Regions from separate parts of the Homo sapiens genome. Here region 1 is linked to region 2. A link is an interaction called in ENCODE POLR2A ChIA-PET data of the cell type or tissue named here. Cell type or tissue: OCI-LY7. All regions are shown on one strand.

Region 1 (2,500 bases), 280 kb before region 2:
AGGGTCTCACTTTGTCACCCAGACTGGAGTGCAGTGGCACGTTTTCGGCTCACTGCAACCTCCACCTCCCGGGCTCAAGTGATCCTCCCACCCCAGCCTCCTGAGTAGTTGGGACTACAGGCGCCCGCCACCAGACTAATTTTTTGTATTTTTTGGTAGAGACAGGGTTTTGCCATGTTGCCCAGGCCGGTCTTGAACTCCTGAGTTCAAATGATCCACCCACCTTGGCCTCCCAAAGTGCTAGGATTACAGGTGTGAGCCACTGTGCCAGGCAAAAGCAGCATCTTAATCCTTTTGGGGTGGACTGGGGCAGGGATGGCAGCACACTCTGTAGGTGTTGCCTCCACAGGAAAGCAGTTGCCTTCTTGGCCTCCCCTGGGCTGATTTTATAGGAGGCTGTGCTTGTCTGTGGCCCCAGGCAGTCAGTAGAACCTTCCCTGCTGGGGCAGGCTGTGGCCTGGAGCGGCTGTGATGTCTTACCTCTTTCCATTTGTAAGCAGGCACTGGTCCTTGCAGGTCAGCTGGGAAGGGGCATGATGCTGTCAGCAGCAGTCTCCCTTGCCACCCTCAGCACCCTCGTGGCATCTGCCAGCACAGAGCACCCTTGTGACAAGACTCCCTTCAAAAGCCCACTTCCAGGCAACACGGCTTTCAAGGTGTGGAGCTGGGAAGCAGACGACTGTTGACTCCATCTCACTTCCTCCATGTCTACCCCGTCTTCTTGACAGGTTTAAGGGGCTCAAGCCGACTGTTATCCTTCTCTCCCGAGGAATTTCCGACGCTGAAAGCAGCTGGAGGGCAGGACAAGGCTGGCAAAGAAAAGGGCGTCTTAGATCTGTCGTATGGGCCAGGACCAAGCCTCCGCCCTCAGAGTAAGTGACTGCAGCCTCTGGGCACTCGATGGAGTAACAGAACTTCCTCCTCTCATCTCTCTGCACTCCTAAAAGGGTGCTGATGCCACTGGGGTCTCCGGTTCGAGCTGGAAACGTGGCTCTTTGACTCGCCACGTGATCTGTGCATCCATTGGACTTGCTGCCTAGGCCATTGGATTGGGCCTTGTGCCTTTTTTGTCTCTTGGGTTGGGCCAGGCCTGTCCCCTCCCCCTCTGTCATCCGGTTGTTAATTTTGCTGTGCCTGGTGGCTGTGGCAAGGATGGACAAAGGACCAATTAACTTAGGTCCCCGGTTCAAGAGCTTGTTTTCTAAAGCTCCCAATCCTAGCTACATCTAGTCGGAATCACTGGGGAGTTTGTGAATGAGTCTGATTTCCAGTCCTCCCCTCCCCCAGCCCAATTAGGACCTGTATTTTTAACCCATTCCTCTGGGGATTGTTACATAAATCAGCCTGGTACTGGTCTCTACTGGCCCCTCATCTTAGGTCGGGCCAGGGAAGTGGCAGGATTGTGTAGCACTGGCTGGAAATTTCTCCTTGGAAGCCGAGGGTGGCTGGAGGTTAAGGTGGTGTTTAGGAATGTGATTTTCCACGTGTTCTACTCAGGGATTTTGAAGTGGCTCATGTAGTCCAGGGGTCTTGATCAGGTCTTAAATTGTGAGGCCTTTTGTTTGCTTGCCTTGATGTATCCCCAAGGCCTCTCCCATTCAAGTCATAAGTGATGTCCTGTAAGTCAGTGATCACTGTGGATGTGTCTTACTTAAACCAGCACTCACTGCCTTTCCAGTGGCCCACACAGGACTGGTTTATTTTGCTGCTTTTTTTTTTTTGAGATGGAGTTTCGCTCTTGTTGCCCAGGGTGGAGTGCAATGGTGCGATCTCTGCTCACTGCAACCTCCGCCTCCCGGGTTCAAGTGATTCTCCTGCCTCAGGCTCCCGAGTAGCTGGGATTACAGGCATGTGCCACCACACCCAGCTAATTTTGTATTTTTAGTAGAGGCGGGTTTCTCCATGTTGGTCAGGCTGGCCTTGAACTCCTGACCTCAGGTGATCCGCCTGTCTCAGCCTCCCAAAGTGCTGGGATTACAGGCGTGAGCCACCGCGCCCAGCCTGTTTGCATCATTTTAAGGGACACGAATTATGTCTTTCTGGGGTTAATTAAGAGGAGCTGCCTTGTGGGACTATAAAAACGTAGACATAGAAGAAGCTTCTAAGCATCAGTTTAATCTCCTCATTGGAGAAGATGAGAAAACATGGACAGAGGGGTGACCTTGGCTTGCCCCAAATCACACAGCAAAGGGGTTGAAGAGCTGGGATCAGACATGTCCTGGGTCTCTTTCCCTTAAGGGTCGTGTAACTCAGAGACCTTTGTGCTTCAACTTCTAACCAAAAGGTGACCGAAAACAGGGGTCTGTTGTCTCATTTGATTTCTTGTTGGCCTCTAATAATTTCCACCCGATCTTACCACATTTGGCAATAGAAAGCATCATTTTAAAAAGACAGGTCAGCAGGTTTCCGTCTGTGAGCTACGCAAGTGCCCCACACCTCCACTGGAAGGACAGCAGCTGCGCCTTGCCTGTCTTGTGGGCTGGGGGATCTTTATTAAAAG
Region 2 (2,500 bases):
AAACAAGGACAGATCATGCAGAAAAGCATGCTTTTGATCTATGCCTTTGGTCTTCTGATGAGCTCAGAGAATTAATATTTGCAAGGCACTCTTGACAAGCTGAGGCAGAAGCACAAATTAGTGTGGTTATGCTAATTGAGAGGTTCTGTAGCTCCAGGACCAAATGATTACAGAAAGTGAAAAGGGTTGACTGGGCTTTGGTCTCTCTGCAAATAGCACTGTGCTTCATGCTAGCTGCACTGACAAATTTGCAAGGAGACTACACACATTTACTTTCACATACCCGAAATTCCCAGTGGAGCAGGGGTTAAGGAAGACTCAGAACACCAAAACAGCATTTCTGAATTTATCTTTACTGTGAAAGTTAATCAAGAAAGAAAAATAAAGGGTATGAAATCCCCCTTCTTGCAGTGCTCAATGCAACTTGTAAGTTACTTTGTACACGAGGACCTTGAATGTCTTGTGGTTTTTAACTGTCACAAATGCAACACTCTGTGATCATTTCACCTCCAGAGCTGAACGAAGATGATTTAATTAATCCCCGAAAGTCACCCCGCAAGGAGAAACTGGGGAGGTGTCCCTTGAGACAGGGCAAAAAATATACCTGTTGGTGTATCAGCCCTGCTGTGGCTCTGACATATACCACAGCCTGCAAGCACAGGCCCATTCCTTCCAGACAGACTCAAATTAAAATCAGGGCCTCCTGGTCTGCCTGCATGCACTGGGATATGTGTAGCTGAAATGAATTGCCCTCTACTCTTCCTACGAGTGATCACTTCAAAAGTTTATTACTTAATTGTAAAAACCTACTCCCTGGACTTCAGCTTTCTTAGAGAGAGAAAGAGAAAGAACAAACCAGCCTAAAAGGAAATACCTCAATAGTCAGGGACCTCCCCTTCTCTGTGAGTGCTGAGGTTTGAATTTTAGTTACCAGATTACCATTTTTAAAGAAATGGTCACTTTAGAGTAGAAGGCGACCTGAAGTAAGAACAAAAGCTAAGATTTATCGAGCACTTCTTATGTGTCCAGACTCTGATTAAATGCTTATGTACATCATCTCGTTTAATTCTCCCTCAATACCATAAGGTAGGTACTGTTAGGATTTTCCCCATTTTACAGATAAGGAAAAACTGAGAGTTAGACAAGACAGAGTGACATGCCCAAGATCCCACAACAATGACACAGGAGGGCTGGTATCTAAAGCCACAGCTAGAGGACCTGAAGCACATGCTCTCAGACACTGTTCTGTACTGGCTCACTGCACAGATGGAAAGACAGGGTTGGGGAGGGGCACTGATCCAGTGCATCAGTGCAGGCCCAGGGGCCATGAGGCAGGTCTCCCACCTCTCAGCTCAGGCTCATGCTGCCTCTAACACGGATGAGGGTGTGAGAGCCAAGATCAAAAGTCTCCTGTACACAACGCAGGTGGTGGCTGACTGTCAGTTCCCCAAGGGCACTGACGCCTCAGCCCTCTCAGTACCCTCTCCTCCCCTGGCAGGCTGCTTGACACTCAGTGACAGCCAGTGTTGGGTGGGTGGGTGGGTGGAACTACTTTAACTCGTAAGGGCCACTTCCTACCGTTGTGCCATCTGTGAAAGGTTTCTCCAAAGCAGATTCTCATGCAATATTTTCAGCAAATGTACTTTTTAAGCCACTTCAATAATGGAGAAACCAGGGGCTTCTTCATAAATCTGTAGGCAGATGTGGTGCCACCTTAACAGTCCTACAGAGAGGCTGGAAAGCCCCGGGGGAACCCCAGAGTACATTCCAACCCAAGGCAGTGGTGGTGCCGGCAAGTCAGCCCTAGACCCCAGGAAGGGGAGAGAAGTGAAACTCCAGTTCTCAGCAATACACAACCCACCCCTGGCGAGTCACTTCCCTCTTGCTGCCTCCCTTTCCTCAACTGTCAAATGGGCACAATACCTGCCATTGCTGACTCTTTATAAGAACAGAATTAATTAAATCACACACACACGTCTGAAGGTAAAGCTCCTAGCATCGTTCCCGGCACACAGGAAATAATAAATGTGAGCTGCCATCATCCTCATCTGGGAAAAATCTTGGGCAACTCCATACTTATGATAAGAAACAAATTGGCTGGGCGCAGTGGCTCACGCCTGTAATCCCAGCACTTTGGGAGGCCGAGGCGGGCAGATCACGAGGTCAGGAGATCGAGACCATCCTGGCTAACATGGTGAAACCCCGTTTCTACTAAAAATACAAAAAATTAGCCAGGCGAAGTGGTGGGCACCTGTAGTCCCAGCTACTCAGGAGGCTGAGGCAGGAGAATGGCGTGAACCCGGGAGGTGGAGCTTGCAGTGAGCCGAGACTGCATCACTGCACCCCAGCCTGGGCAACAGAGCGAGACTCCCTCTCAAAAAAAAAAAAAAAAAAAAAAAGAAACAAATTAACAAAGCCCAAAACAACAAAGAAACTAATGTGTACAAAAATGTTTCAAAAGCTATTTTGATGATTAGTTAAGTGCTATCCAACATTTACT

The links. ChIA-PET counts read pairs that join two places held together with the same protein. Peaks named below come from ENCODE experiments on the same cell type or tissue, not always from the same donor. Only the 100,000 strongest peaks of a DNase experiment are listed, where the experiment ranks them.
Region 1: POLR2A ChIA-PET joins it to region 2 with 7 read pairs; 2 of 35 experiments call an interaction of 5 or more read pairs at or near these places.

Annotation. Positions count from the first base shown.
Region 1 is chr9:131,443,457-131,445,956 of GRCh38, forward strand. PRRC2B (proline rich coiled-coil 2B) reads left to right here. Exons shown (of 32, transcript NM_013318.4): 6 at 729-872. Among named protein-coding and RNA genes, the nearest start is that of SNORD62A, 41 kb to the right of the region's middle. In OCI-LY7, no CTCF peak of the experiment used is centred here; no DNase peak of the experiment used is centred here.
Region 2 is chr9:131,727,818-131,730,317 of GRCh38, forward strand. The region is part of intron 1 of RAPGEF1 (Rap guanine nucleotide exchange factor 1); the gene reads right to left. Among named protein-coding and RNA genes, the nearest start is that of RAPGEF1, 11 kb to the right of the region's middle. RefSeq lists enhancers at 1,131-1,240, 1,511-1,890, 1,941-2,090. In OCI-LY7, no CTCF peak of the experiment used is centred here; DNase peaks (open chromatin) are centred at 547, 908, 1,434, 1,804 and 1 weaker place; H3K4me3 peaks cover 2,327 bases; H3K27ac peaks cover 2,500 bases.